Linked DNA regions of Homo sapiens: region 1 is linked to region 2. Evidence: chromatin loops called from intact Hi-C (ENCODE). Cell type or tissue: B cell. All regions are shown on one strand.

Evidence for each region. A loop is a pair of places that touch in the nucleus more often than their neighbours do. Peaks named below come from ENCODE experiments on the same cell type or tissue, not always from the same donor. Only the 100,000 strongest peaks of a DNase experiment are listed, where the experiment ranks them.
Region 1: it touches region 2 in a loop (17-fold over the local background); 7 of 110 quality-filtered maps call a loop at or near these places.

The regions. Positions count from the first base shown.
Region 1 is chr9:36,629,097-36,637,096 of GRCh38, reverse strand. MELK (maternal embryonic leucine zipper kinase) reads right to left here. Exons shown (of 18, transcript NM_014791.4): 9 at 6,730-6,798; 10 at 3,897-3,995. Among named protein-coding and RNA genes, the nearest start is that of MELK, 60 kb to the right of the region's middle. In B cell, CTCF peaks have their summits at 3,835 and 4,034 (motif pointing left); a DNase peak (open chromatin) is centred at 3,986.
Region 2 is chr9:36,402,753-36,410,752 of GRCh38, reverse strand. It overlaps LOC124902152 (a long non-coding RNA gene), which reads left to right. Exons shown (of 2, transcript XR_007061475.1): 1 at 1-8,000. It also overlaps a transcript of RNF38 not described here and the pseudogene MRPS21P4. Among named protein-coding and RNA genes, the nearest start is that of RNF38, 6.5 kb to the right of the region's middle. In B cell, CTCF peaks have their summits at 3,334 and 3,533 (motif pointing left); a DNase peak (open chromatin) is centred at 3,502; H3K27ac peaks cover 1,684 bases.

The sequences.
Region 1 (8,000 bases), 230 kb before region 2:
ACTTTGGGAGGCCGAGGCAGGCGGATAACAAGGTCAGGAGATCGAGACCATCCTGGCTACCATGGTGAAACCCCGTCTCTACCAAAAACACAAAAAATTAGCCGGGTGGTGGCAGGCACCTGTAGTCCCAGCTACTCGGGAGGCCGAGGGAGGGGAATGGCATGAACCCGGGAGGCAGAGCTTGCAGTGAGCAGAGATCGTGCCACTGCTCCAGCCTGGGTGACAGAGTGAGACTCGGTAAGAAAGACAAGAAAGACAAGAAAGACAAGAAAGACAGAAAGAAAGAAAGACAGAAAGAAAGAAAGACAGACAGAAAGAAAGAAAGAAAGAAAGAAAGAAAGAAAGAAAGAAAGAAAGAAAGAAAGAAATCCAGTTGCTACATAAAAAAGTCCAGGTTAGCCTGATGGACACATGTGGCCCAGGAAACAGCCAGTCTTTCTAGTGAGGCTTGGACCATTCAGCCCAGTTACAAGATGACTGTAGCCACGACCCCAGGTAAGGCCTACATAAGAACAGCCCAGCTGAACCCAGCCCAAATATCTGGTCCACAGAACTGTAAATTATTACTGTTTTTTTTTAATTAATTTATTTTTTGAGGCGGAGTTTCGCTCATGTTGCCCAGGCTGGAGTGCAATGGCGCAATCTTGGCTCACTGCAACCTCCGCCTCCCAGGTTCAAGTGATTCTCCTGCCTCAGCCTCCCGAGTAGTTGGGATTACAGGCATGCACCACCACGCCCAGCTGATTTTGTATTTTTACTAGAAACGGGTTTCTCCATGTTGGTCAGGCTGGTCTCAAACTCCCAACCTCAGGTGATCCACCTGCCTCGGCCTCCCAAAGTGCTAGGATTACAGGCGTGAGCCACCGTGCCCAGCCAAATTATTGTTTTAAGCCACTAAATTTCAGGGTAGTTTTTAATGCAGCAATAACTAATACACAAAATATCCAAGTCCTATAGTAATATCCACATTTTTACCAAGTGGCCATTTGTTTGAAAAAAAGCATTTTTAAGGCCAGGCACAGTGGCTCACGCCTGTAATCCCAGCACTTTGAGAGGCCAGGGCAGGCAGGTCAGGAGTTCAAGACCAGCCTGGCCAACACAGTGAAACCCCGTCTCTACTAAAAATATAAAAATTAGCCAGGCATGGTGGCACATGCCTGTAGTCCCAGCTACTCGGGAGTCTGAGGCAAGAGAATCACTTGAACCCAGGAGGCGGAGGTTGTGGTGAGCTGAGACTGCGCCATTGCACTCCAGCCTGGGCATCAGAGCGAGACTCCATCTCAAAAAAAAAAAAAAAAGCATTTTTTAAAAACAATGTAGAAATAGTATTTTTTAAATTGTTTAAACTTAAATAACACTTGGTGTTGTTTATGTTTTTTTACATATACGCATATTAGACCAGTTCTCAAAGCACGGTCTGCAGATGCCTGAGAGTCTCCAAGGTCAAACTATTTTTATAATAATATTATTTTTCATTTTTCAAAGTGTTGACATTTGTATGGATGGTACAAATGCAGTGATAAAATTGCTGGCAGCTAGGTGCAGTGGCTCATGCCTGTAATCTCAGCATTTTGGGAGGCCAAGGCAGGCGGACCACCTGAGGTCAGGAGTTCAAGACCAGCCTGGCCAACATGGTGAAATCCCATCTCTACTAAAAATACAAAAATTAGCCAAACGTTGTAGCAGGCGGCTGTAATCCCAACTAATCGGGTGGCTGAGGCAGGAGAATTGCTTGAAACTGGGAGGCGGAGGTTGTAGTCAGCCAAGATCGTGCCATTGCACTCCCGTCTGGGCGATAATAGCGAGATTCCCACTCAAAAAAAAAAAAATTAAAATTAAATAAATAAATTGCTGGCACCTTAGTATGAATCAATGCAGTGGCACCAAACTGTACTAAAATATTGTATTCTTTGTCATATACCCATAGTTCGAAAAGAAGCCAGTTTCAATTAAGAATTTCCTTGATAAACCAGTAAAATATATTAATTTTATTACATTTCTGAGTACGTTTTTAATACTCTGTGTGACTAAATAGGAAGTAGCATAATGTACTTCTACAATACCAAAGTTTGATAGCTGTCTCGAGGAAAAGCACCTGTATGACTGAATTATGAGCTCAATTAGCCATTTTTTTCTTTTTCTTTTTCTTTTGAGATGGAGTCTCACTCTCCTCCCGGGTTCAAGCTATTCTCCTGCCTCAGCCTCCTGAGTAGCTGGGATTACAGGTGTGTGCCACCACGCCCAGCTAATTTTTGTATTTTTAGTAGAGACAGAGTTTCACCATATTGGTCAGGCTGGTCTCGAACTCCTGACCTCATAATCTACCCGCCTGGGATCCCAAAGTGCTGGGATTACAGATGTGAGCCACTGCACCCAGCCTCTTTTCTTTTTGAAACAGAGTCTCGCTCTGTCACCCAAGGCTGGAGTGCGGTGGCGCTCTTAGCTCACTGCAACCTCTGCCTCCCGAGTTCAAGCAATTCTTCTGCCTCAGCCTCCTGAGAACCTGGGATTATAGGCACTACCATGCCAGCTAATTTTTTGCATTTTTAGTAAAGATGGGGTTTTACCATGTTGGCCAGGCTGGTCTGGAACTCCTGACCTCAAGTAATACGCCTGCCTCAGCCTCCCAAAGTGCTGGGATTACAGGTGTGAGCCACCGTGCCTGGCCTAATTAGCCATTTTTTTCAAAGAACACCATTTTGATGAGAAAGAACACGGACTAACTATAGTTATTTAGACTTAAATGTTCAGCAGACATTTTCTCAAAAATGAACCAAGGGAATTTGTCAGTTCAAGGAGAATGACATATTTGTTGTCAATGATAGAATTTTAGCTTTTAAGCAAAAATTAGAATTTAGAAAACTTTTATTTGCCACCATGATCTTGAGTGCTTTCCAATAGTTAAAGACTTTTCTACTGAGATCAGTAGTGATTTTAAGGAATGTGATTTAATGTTGTATAACGAAATGTGTTAACGTTTGGAAGATTTGCATAACTCAGCAAACCAGTGTTTTCCAAATAACCAATGCATCATGTTATGTGAGGAAAAGATCCAATGGACAGAACAATGGATTTTATGGAATACAGTACAAAATTTCATTGATATGGCTTCAGATTCCACATGCAATTACCCTTTAAGAAACTACCATTTGTCAAGTTTTAATGGGCTATCAGAAACTGTCTGAATGGCTATTAGAATTTTTCTTCCTTTTCCTATTGCATATCTGTGTGAGGCTGCATTTTATTCCTTGGCTTCAATCAAAACAACCTATCAAAACAGACTGAACACAGAAGCAGGTGGCTATACAGGTGTCTTCTATTAAGCCAGACTTTAAAGAAATTTGCAAAGTTGTAAAACAATGTCATTCTTTTTGCTAAATTTATTTTGTAAATGGTTATTCTTCATAAAAATATTTGTGTTAATATGCAATAGTTTTATCATATTAGTTTTTAATGAATAAATAAATATTAAGAGTATAAAGGGATCCTCAAACTAAAAAGTTTGAGAACTACTGTACCCTCATAACTTCTCTGGGAAGTAGAACTGGTTTAACCTACTTTTTACAGATGAATAAATAGGTTCTGCAAAGTTAAGTAACTTGTCCAAGATTCCCAGAGCACTGTGACTGACTGCACATGAGAAACACCTGGGAGCTTTTAAAAACTCCCATTAAGTGTTCTGGGATGGGGAGCAGGCATTTCTTTTTAAGGTCCCAGGTAATTCTCATTTGCAGATGGGGTTAAGGAACCACTGTCCATTAGGTTACAAGTCTCCCAAACACCAATCTGATTAATATATTTTCTTGTATATTTAGACCACATCATTGTAGGTTCTGAATTCACCCAAAGACCACACAAAGTCAAAAAAAAATTCTACTGGATTTCATTTTACTTACAGGATTCTTGCTTTGCCACTCAACAGGATAGTTGTAATCTTGCATGATCCAGGGATGGTTCAATAGATTTTTCATAGAAATCCGTTTCTTTGGGTCCACCTAGTGGCCATTAAAAAGTAGCTAGAGATTAACATTTCAAATAGAGAACATAGAACACCTTTCCTCCTGAAAACTAAAAATGCATCAGAACAGATGTAAACTTTATCATCACAAAAATGCTGTCAAAGACTTTAAAATGGCCTTGGAAGAAATTCTTTTAAAAAGGCAACAGAGGCAAGAAAACTATAGCAACCAACACAGGCTTAGAAGATAAATGTTTAACAAACATGAACTTCATTGGTATGGACATTATTCGTGAAGTTCAATCTATTGTATGATGTAATAGTCTTTTGCTGGAAAACCTATTCACGGGAAATATTCACCAATTAAACATTCAAGCAGCCACAATGCAGGGCATTCATACTGAATATGCAATCTCTACCTCCAATGAGCTTACAATCACACAGAACAAGTTGAAAAGCACACCTTTCCATTTGTAATTTTCAAATGTAAGGAGAGAAAAATTAATCAACAAAGATTAACGTTATTTTGGAGTCTAGAAGAAAGAGTAAGGCATTTTCAATCTCATTACGGAGATTTGGTGGTCTGGCCCTACTTAATCAAGGTGAGTGAGCCTGAGGTAAATTTTGAATAAAAGATGGAGATGACTTAATAGATGAAAAAACCAGAAGATATTCTGAATACATAATGAAAAAAAAATTGCACTAAGAAGATACTCATATTTTCAAAGTGTTTCCTATCAATCTCATTTTGTCCTTATAACACTACATAGCAGTGAGGCCAGGCTCAGAACCCCCATTTTATAGATCAGATTAGGTGATACATTGATTAATTGGTAGAGTGCTTACCTAGGCTTCAGCACTCCTATCTTTCACCCTCAGAGGCTCATTCCAATAAATCTGTGGTTCTCAAAGTGTGGCCCCAAGACCTGCAGCATCAGCATCTTCTGGGAGCTTGTTAGAAATGCAAAATTTCAGTCCTGCCTCAGATCTATTGAATTACACACTCTGGGGCTGGAGGCCAGCAATCTGTATTTTAACAAGCCCGGGGTAATTTTGATATCTGCTGAAGTTTGAGAACCACTGCACTAGGTAACAGGGCCCATTCAATAGTACATCAACTCATTCAAGTATTTATTCAGTATCTACTAACATACTTAATGAGCAAGAGTTGGGAAAAGGCGGGATGCCGTGGCTCATACCTGTAATCCCAGCACTTTGGGAGATCAAGACAGGCAGAACGCTTGAGCTCAGGAGTTCGAAACCAGCCTGGGCAACGTAGCGAAACCCCATCTCTACAAAAAATACAGTTTGCTGAAAGTAATTATAAGGAATGAAGTGATAAATAAAATTTAAAAACAACCAAAAAAAAAAGAAAACTAAAGAAAGAACACAAAAAATTAGTCAGGTGTGGTGGTGTATACCAGTGGTCCCAGTTACTTGGGAGGCTGAAGTAGAACTAACACTTGAGCCTGGGGGTCAAGGCTGTAGTGGGCCAAGATCATATGACTGCACTCCAGCCTGGGCGACAGAGTAAAACCCTGTCTATAAAATTTTTTTTTAAAAAAAGAGGCCAGGCTGGGTGCGGTGGCTCACACCTGTAATCCCAGTACTTTGGGAGGCCAAGGCGGGTGGATCACCTGAGGTCAGAAGTTCAAGACCAGCCTGGACAACATGGTGAAACCCCATCTCTACTAAAAGTACAAAAATTGGCCAGGAATGGTGGCACATGCCTGTAATCCCAGCTACTTGGGAGGCTGAGGCACGAGAACCACTTGAACCTGGGAACCCAGGAAGCGGAGGTTGTGGTGAGCCAAGATCGCACCGTTGCACTCCAGCCTGAGCAACAAAGCAAAACTCTGTCTCAAAAAAACAAAAGCCAGTGGCTCACACCTGTAATCCCAGCACTTTGGATTTTGAGAGGTCGAGGCAGGCAGAAAACGTGAGGTCAGGAGTTCGAGACCAGCCTGGCTAACATAGTGAAACCTCGTCTCTACTAAAAATACAAAAACTAGCCAGGCATAGTGGCACACGCCTGTAGTACTAGCTACTCAGGAGGCTGAGGCAGGAGAATTACTTGAACCTGGGAGGCAAAGGTTGCAGTGAGCCAAGATCACGCCACTGCACTCCAGCCTGGGCAACAGAGGGAGACTCCATCTAAATAAAAAAAAAAAAAAAAAAGAGCTGGGGCCAGGTGTAGAGGCTCACGCCTATAATCCCAGCACTTTGGAAGGCTGAGGCAGGCAGATACCTTGAGGTCAGGAGTTCGAGACCAGCCTGGCCAACATGGGAAAACTCTGTCTCTACTAAAAATACAAAAATTAGCCAGGCATGGTGGTTCACACCTGTAATCCCACCTACTCGGAAGGCAGAAGCAGAAAAAGCACTTGAACCCAGAAGGCGAAGGTTGCAGTGAGCCAAGATCACGCCACTGCACTCCAACCTGAGGGTCTTCTAAGGAGTGAGACTCTATCTCCATCAATCAATCAATCAATCAATAATTTTGGAATAAAAGAGAGTGGAACAAGAACTAGTTAGAGAAAACAGAAAATTCGCAAAGTAAGAAAAACCATACCAGCTATAACATATGGTAGGTGTCTAAAATAAACTAGGTTTACAACATAATTAAGAAAGGATCTAATAGAGGATATTTTCAAGGTAGATATGAGTGGGATTTTTTTCAAGCTAATAGGAAATGATGTAGCACCACAGATATCTTAAAAGTTGAACCAAACAATTACAATAGACTTCTATTATTTAAAAATAAAGTTTACCTGCAGCATTTGTTGAAGAAGCAGAATGCTACTGGGAGAGAGCCACTTGGGAACATCATATTTTCCTCTCTACAAAAACAAAGCATTTAAGAGATTCAGGTTCAATCAGCCTTGACACAAATTCCTTAGGTAATAACATGCTGGAGGTTTACTTTTAAGCTTGAAGACTTCACCCAACTACAATACTTGGTAAACATTATTAACTAAAAAAAATCAATTTCTTGGCTGGGCGTGGTGGCTCACACCTGAAGTCCCAGCACTTTGGGAGGTCAAAGCGGGCAGATCACCTGAGATCAGGAGTTCAAGACCAGCCTGGCCAACGTGGTGAAACACTGTCTCTACTAAAAATACAAAAATTAGTCAGTCGTGGTGGCAGGCACCTGTAATCCCAGCTACTCAGGAGGCTGAGGCAGGAGAATCACTTGAACCCAGGAGACGGAGGTTGCAGTGAGCCGAGATCGTGCCACTGCACTCCAACCTGGGTGACAGAGCGAGACTCCATCACAAAAAAAAAAAAAAAAAAACAATTTCTTGCCTTAAAGAAAAAATCGGGCATATTAAATACTATCATTGCCTCTAAATTATCCACATATCAGAGAAGGGCTAGAGCACAAAGAACATAACAGTAGAAAACAAAAATGTCATACAGCTTTGGAATCTGTAGTATTAAATGGACAGTAAGTATACACTGTAGTCTATTTTTATACTGCTGAAACAATTATTAGTTTATAATTTCAGAGCAATTATCAGTTGACAAAATGAAGCAGCAGAAAAGCATATTTGGTGACAGTACATAGGCTATGGTTAAAAACAGGTCATCCACAAAACAGAATTCACAATCTTTGAGGAAAACTAGTGAAAGCCACTTTCTAAGGTAAATACCTCTTTTAGGACTAAAAGAGACTAAGAAGGCAAATGTATACAACCTAGTATACTCAGAAATTATGGCCACCAAGTCATCAAAGAAAAGATCAGGGACTTGGCTAAATGCTAATACATGATAGAATATCTCTTTACACACTTACCACACACATCCTCTTTCCCAATTCAGAGGAAGCAATACAACAGTTTCTCACAGCAGAAATCACATTGTTTAATGATGCTAAGATAACAGGTTAATTATTTGAGAGAAATTGATTGAACTGTAATTCATAGAACATACCAAAATTAATTCCACCCAGATTAAATGAAAATACAAAACCAGGCTGGGCGTGGTGGCTCACACCTGTAATCCCAGCACTTTGGGAGGCCAAGGCAGGTGGATCACGAGG
Region 2 (8,000 bases):
TGGAAACGTGATTGATTTATTTTAGAGAATAGTAATAGAAAATAGGGTTGTTGAAAGAAAAGAGATAGAGACAAAAACTGGTTGGGTGTTTTCATACTGGATGTCTTATCCGCAGGCCTCAGCATTCCTGCCTCGGTTCTGCCTGATTCTTTTACATCAAGAAGTTGATCTTGCTAGCCATTTCCATGTTGTAGATCTGCCAGCAGGTTTCATAGATTTCCCTTTGTTCCTGGTGGCATGGCTTCTCACAGTACAAAAATTAGCCAGGCATGGTGGTGGACGCCTGTAATCCCAGCTGCACGGGAGGCTGAGGCAGGAGAATCGCTTGAACCCAGGAGGCAGAGGTTGCAGTGAGCCGAGATCATGCCATTGCACTCCAGCCTGGGCGACAGAGCAAGACTCCATTTCAAAAATAAAAATAAATAAATAATTTGAGGAACAAATCTATTGTGATATGTTCTTTTGTAGTGTTTCATTGCCTTTAGGTTTAGGAAATCTGTCTCCATTCAGATATTTACCCGTATTTTCTAAAAGTTTTAATAATTTTACATTATCCTTTCTTATCTACCTGGAATTTATTTAGTATATGATTATGTGACCCACTGTGTTTTCAGTAGATTCTCACTTTGCTTTGTTGTAAAATATCTGATTAGAGATTCCATGTAATGATAGGTATTTTGAGATTGTTGTTATTGGAGATTATTTTGTTGGTCTTTAAAATGTCATTATCTCCTAAGTTTATTTTGTTTTATTTACAAGACACTATTGCAACAGGAACAAGCAAGCCAGGGGAAGATAAATAAGCTTCCTATGGAAGCTTAAATTTTATATTTACTCTACAAAGAGTTGTACTGCCTTAAGAGATTTACTTAATATTATGATTTGTTTTGTAGTACAAATTAGAAATCTGCCCACATATTTCCTTCTTTTCCTTAAAGTCTGGAGGGCCTGTAGAATGTGGCACGGGCAGGAGGATACAGGGTTTGTGGAGATGCACCGTGTATCACATATGTCTGTGCAAAACCATTCGTGTTAGGATCCTAAAACTATCATCAGTGGAAACACTGGCAGTTTTAGTGAGCTGGTCACATTTCATGAATGCAAGATGTTAGACTTCTATAGCAGGGTGTGTGTCATCTAGAGCAAGTTATTGACTGTACAGGTATTTGAGCTCCACCAGAATTCCCTAGAGGAAAGAAAGTGTGTTCCTCATTGAACATAATGGAAATAGTAAGACGTTCAGGCAGTCTGGTCTGCAGCATTCGAATGTTTCTTGCATCTCAAACTTCTTAAGACTGTGATTCCCATGTCTGTTTTCAGCGACTTCTCTTCGTGGTCTTTCCCAAAAGTAAAGTAGCTAATTGGCTGTGCTTCTGTTGCCCGCCCGCCTGCCTTCTTTCTTTTTTTCTTTCTTTCTTTCTTTCTTTTTCTTTCTTTCTTTCTTTTTCTTTCTCTCTCTTTCTTTTCTTTCTTTCTTTCCTTCTTTCCTTCCTTCCTTCCTTCCTTCTTTCCTTCCATCCTTCCTTCCCTCCTTCCCTCCCTCCCTTTCTCTCTCTCTTTCTTTCTTGGAGACAGTCTCACTCTGTCACCCAGGCTATAGTGCAGTGGTGTGATCTTGGCTCACTACAACCTCTGCTTCTCAGGTTCAAGTGATTCCCCTGCTTCAGCCTCCCAAGTAGCTGGGATTACCAGCATTCACCACCACACTCGGCTAATTTTTGTATTTTTAGTAGAGAGAGGGTTTTACCATGTTGGCCAGGCTGGCCTCGAACTCCTGACTTCAAGTGATCCGCTCCCTTCTGCCTCCCAAAGTGCTGGTATTACAGAGGTGAACCACCACACCCGGCCATGTGCATAACATCATTTATTTTCTTGAAGCACTTATGTAAGTATAACCCATTTAAGTCCTTATTTCACTGGCTTTTGGGATCACATTTTCCATTAATGCCCAATTCTTAATGATTTGAGCGCTTGCTTTTCTTAAATTCAGTTGAACAGTTTGTCTGGCTTTCCTCTCCAGGTATTTCTGGGACTTCCTGGGTAAACTGCTTGTCCTTCCAGCCAGTCCTTTGACCCATGGCCCATTGGTCACCAGCTTCCCTAAGGTGTTCTCACTGGTGTCACTTTGGCTCAAGTTTAGGCCCAGCTCCTAGATTATAGTTTGGGCCTAGTTCCTAGGCTATTAATATTTAATAAAGGATTTAACAGAAGGGCATCAGAACAAAGAGAACTTAAAGCTGCATATGAAATATGGCTTCACTAAAAGTATACTGGTCCAAGTTCTGCTCAGGGCTTCTCTCTTCCTGATGCTTGGCGTACTGCTGTCCATAGGGCTAGCCTATCTTTCCTCAGGGAGTACCCTGAAAACTACTGATTCCCCTCCAGGGTCAACTCCAAACTGTGATCAGTTAGCTTTGCTTTGAATAAAAATTGCCAGCCTTGGCAACATGGTGAAACCTAGTCTCTACAAAAAAAAAAAAAAAAAATTAAGTCTGTTGTGGTGGTGTATGCCTGTAGTCCCAGCTACTCAGCACTGAGGCGGGAGGATCACTTGAGCCCCCAGGAATTCAAGGGGGCAGTGAGCTGTGATCATGACACTGCACCTCAACCTGGGTGACAGGTTTCAAAAAATTAAAAAAATTGATGCTGCCTTTTAGGAGGCAGTGTAGCAATATATCTTGAAATTTTAAGAAAATTCACATACTGTTTGAACCAGCAATTCTACTTCTAGAAATGTACTTTTATGGATATATTTTCAAATGCTTGCCAAACTATATGTATGTACAAGAATATTAATAATAGCTTTGTAATAGCAAAACACTGAGAACAACCTAAATGTAATACAGGATTTAAAAAAAATACAGAGATGGTTCCTCCCTAACAAAGAAAGAATTGGCTTTGTTGAAAAGAATAACCTAGATCTGTATGTGGCTAACTTTTTTTTGTGCTCTGGGTCTCCATTGGATTTGGTAAAAACTGTAGTGCCAGAATATGATTGCCCCTGAGATGAAGCTGCTGGAGCATACAGTTGAGCTCAAGGTGCTGTCTGTTCTCCGGAACAGAACAAGCAAGAGTGTGGCTTCAAAGAGTATAGGTTACAGCAGGCCATCTAGTGGAGGCCTGTTGCCTCAGGGTCAGCTCCTGCCTGGTTACCCTGTTCTAGAGGTTGAATATGCTGTGATGTGCAGTGTATGCTTTATTTGTGCCCTTGGGTCTCCACTTCTGATTGGTATAGGTCTCTGTTTTTCTGCTTCTGACTTGGCTGTCCTAGGCACTTAGGTTTCTTCATTTGAACTCCTTCCTGGCCGATGCCTTTTCACTGTCCACCTGCTTTAGCCCCTTCACACCTTCACTACCATGAGCTTGCCCTCTGTCATTCCAGCTACCATGGTTCAGTCCAAGTCATCTCTCACCTGCACTGTGGAAACAGCCACCTGACTAACTCTTCACCTCAAAGCTGGATAAGTGGCTATATAATATGGGAGGCTTTCAGTGGACTTCGATTTGGGTGAGCCTTTGCTGCCCTCTTCTGGTCTCTAGCTGCTATAGCCGGCAGCTGCTACTAATTAACTTTTTCTACTTTGATTTGTGTTAACATTTCTGGGTGAAACTGCTTATGCTGATTGTTTTGCAGTAGTAGATCAAGTTGTAGCATGCTTGTAGATACTGCGTAGGCTAAATGCTGTTCAGCCAATATGCCTTTTCCCTCAGTGCAGCTTTATCTTTTGTTTTTTGGGTTTTTTTTGTATTTTTGGTGGAGATGGGGTTTCATCATGCTGTCCAGGCTAATCTCAAACTCCTGAGCTCAAATGATCTGCCCGCCTTGGCCTCTCAAAGTGCTGGGATTACAGGCGTGAGCCACCGCGCCCGGCCCAGTGCAGCTTTATGTTATTCAGTCCTTTTAGCTGGTTTTGGAGGAAGAAAGGAAACTTAGGGATGACAGCAAAGCTAGCTTCAGGGAAGATTTTGAAATTTATTTTTTCTGCATCCCTTTTCCTCTCTTTTCACTGCCCGCTTTCTGTTGTTCCTGTGCTTCATTTCTCCTTGGGAATTTACCAAGCGAGAAACGTAGAATCAGCCACTGCTGTGAAATATTTACATATCATTAACAGAACTATTTATTAAGCACATGGTATGTGCTAACCCCTTGCCAGATTTGGTAAGACTTAGTCCTTGGCTTCAAGAAGTTTACTATTTATTGGGCAGAAGTGTCAAGTAAATACAAAGTTGGAAGGCAGAATGATTAATGCTATTTTAGAACACACAGGAGAGGCCACTAACTCGGCAATAGAGATTGAGGTTGTTGGAGTGAGATTATAGTAGGGATACTTGGATGTGGATGTGATGGCAGAACAGTACTGACAGTGTTAACCAATGAGGAACTGCCTTCTCATTAGTAGAGGTCCAGAACTTCCAGCAGGTAAGCCATTCTTTACCCCAGCACCTCCTTTGACATTTCCTTCCATGTGAATGGTTCTTCAGCATTTGGACAAGTGGTTCTTTACCTGTAGCTGTTGAATCATGCCTTTCAATGCCTTAAAATAGGAGATGGTCCTCTTTCCATTTTTGTGCATTTTCCGTCATCCATTCTTCCCCCCAACATCGGTGTCAGTGATATACAAACAAAGCAGAACTGAGACTTGAGGAGCTTACAGTTTAACAGGAGGAAACAGATATTTGATAAACGCTGTAAGGTGTTATGATACAAGTGTGTAGAGGGATAAGGAGGACAGCCTGTAACCTCATAGTCAACTTTTTTGTAAAAAGATCCTTCAGATAACCATTATTTTAGATATTCCTTGATGTCTAGAAATGCAAAACTGGTCACAAAAATAAACTGTATATTTACCATTTGACAGACTATTAACTAGCACTTATTTAAATTTGTTTATGATTATTGTTTAGTGTGTTTTAAAATGTATTTGTAGCAACGGTACCCTTCAAATTCACAAGATTGGGAAATGGTTTTCTAGAAGCAGATAGTGAATTTCAGAATGAGATCTTTCTTATATATATATCCTAAGATTACAGTTGTTTTGCCTTAGTTAGAAATAAAGAAAAAACAGGACATCTAAGGAAATTTAACTCCAAGTCCAGTTAGCCAACCAGCAAATTTTCCCAAACATTTAAAGAAGGCGTTAACACCAGTCTTAAAGAAACACTTCTAGAGAATAGAAAGCAAGCCAGTACTCCCTGATTCATTTTCTGAAGCTAGCATAAGTCTTTGTAACAAAACTTGATAGGGACATTATAAACATGGAAAATTACAGGTAAACTCACTCAACACAGAAGCAAAAATTCTAAACAAACCAAATCAACCATTTAGAGCAATACAGTAAGCCTAAAATGGGCTGATTAGAAATGTGAATTCCTAACACCCCCAAACCAATCAAATTCACATATTAACAGAAAAGTCATATGATTAACTTGTAGATACAGAAGTTTTTCATAAAATCAAACATCCATTTATGAATTTTTTTTTTTAAGAGACAGAGTCTCTCTCTGTTGCCCAGGCTGCAGTGCAAAGGCACGATTTCAGCTCACTGCAACCTCCGCCTCCTGGGTTCAAGTGATTCTCCTGCCTCAGCATCCCAAGTAGCTAGGAGTACAGCCACGTGCCACCATGCCTGGCTAATTTTTTGTAGTTTTTAGTAGAGATGGCGTTTCACCATGTTGGCCAGGCTGGTCTCCTGACCTCAGGTGATCTGCCTACCTCGACCTCCTAAAGTGCTGGGATTGCAGGTGTGAGCCACTGCACCTGGCCCATGTATAAATTTTTAATATATTAGAAATGGCAGAGAACTCCTTTAATTTTCTAAAGGGGTCTTAAAAAAAAACAAAACTACAAACACCGTACTTAAATGTCGACAGTTTTTCAGTTGAGGTTTGGAATAAAACAAAGCTGTCTGGTTAGCACTGTACTAGAGGTCGTTGCCAGTGCACTAAGACAAGAAAATGAGTATATGTTGGAAAGAAAGAAATGGAACAGCCAGTATTTTCTGCCAAGTAGACAAGGATATAAACAGAATTGTTTGTATAGAAAACTCAAAAGAACTGAGATAAACTATTAGAATTAATAATTGAATTATATTAACAAACCTAGAATAAACCTAAGAACTAAAATATGCAAGACCTTGATAGAAAACTATAAAGCATTATTGAAAGAATTAAAGACTCAAGTAAATAGCTTATAGATTGCTATCTTTACAATATTTAATCTTCCTATATTCCTTAACTCATTTCTAGATCTAATGCAGCCCAAGAAAATCCCAGCAATTTCACCTTTTTCCTTGTCTTTTTTTCTTTCCTTCTTTTGAAATAATTTGATTCTAAAATTCCTATGGAAATTTAAAAGGCCAGAGATAATGTAGACACTCTGAAGGATAACCTGCTGTAACAGATGAAAGGAAGTCTTATAAAGCTGCAGTAATGACGATGGTGTGGATCAGCACAGGGATAAAGAGAACAGTGCAACAGACTACTGAACCCAGAAACAAACTCATGCATATGTGGCCACAGTTTTTTAAACAAAGGAGCAGTTGGCAAGTCTTTTTCAGTATATGATGCTGTGTCAAGTAGATGTCCGTATGGGGAAGAGGGCACTTGATTCCCTCCTCACCAACACCAAAAATCAATTGCAGGTGATGTGTAGATCCAAATGGAAAAGAGAAAATAATAAAAATTCTAAGGAAATAATATAGGTGAATGTCTTTATGACCCATGTGAAGGGAAATATTTCTTAAACAGGATAATGACAGCAACTAGAAACACAAACCTGAAACCATTAACTATAAAGATTTAAAGATGGGAGAAATTAATGGTGTGTTTTTGTGTTCTGTTAGGAATAATCCAATAAAGAGAAAAACATGATGGTATAAAAGAGAATTTGTAGAGTCACATTCTTTAAAAGGTGAAAAGTGGGTGAGATTTAGCATTGAAGAATAGGCTGAATTTGTTCACTAGGTGATCAGTTCTAAAATCCTATGCAGTTTTTGTATAGTGGCTGCTGTTATTCCCATGTATTAGAATGGCAGAACACCAGAGTAAACAATCTCATTGAATAACTACCAGAACCATCTGAAGGAACTTCAGCATTTTCCTGTTCAGTAAGCAATGTTTTGATATATTTTTATTTTAAAATTGAAGGGACTCAAATGACTTGGGTAGCTCTGGAATAACAGTAGTCATTCACAATTTTCACTTGTCAAGAAAACCAGTTTTTTAAAGGGAGCCTCAGAGTCAGAATTCTCAAAAAGCTCTTGCCAAAAGCACCTTTTCTTACAAATGCTGTACTGTCCCGTAGCCCTGTGTGGCTTTAAAAACTGATCCTGGACAATTCATTAATTGGACTAGCCACATTTCAAGTGCTCAGTAGCTACATGTCACTAGCTAGTGGCAGCCTTTTCGATGGGGCAGATGTAGAATATTTTTGTCATTGCAGAAAGTTCTATTAGTTCTGCAGTGGGACTTTCCACCTTTGTGGACAGACACCAAATAAAATTTTAGCTTGACTGTAGTTAAGTGACTGCTCTGGTATAACTTTAGCCCCTGCCACATTAGGTGTCAAAGGTGGCCCACCACTTTAAAAGCCTGCCTGCTCTTTGGGTGTTTACTTGCATGGCTTAAGATTTTCTGGTTAAGAAATAAATTAGAGGCTGTGCATGGTAGTTCACACCTGTAATCCCAGCATTCTGGGAGGCCAATATGGGAGGACTGCTTGAGCCCAGGAGTTAGAGACCAGCCTGGGCAACATAGTGAGACCTGCCTCTACAGAAAATTAAAAATTTAGCCTGGATTGCCTGAGCCCAGGAGTTTGAGACTGCAGTGAGATGTGATCCAGCCATTGCACTCCAGCCTGGGCGACAGAGCACCGTGTCTCAAAATACAAAAAAAATAAAAAAAGAAGAAGAAATTTAAAACTATCCAACCTGGGGTTGTGACAGCATTGTTGAAGATCGTAACCATTTGAGAGGTTTCAGGAAGCTTGCCTCACAAAAGGT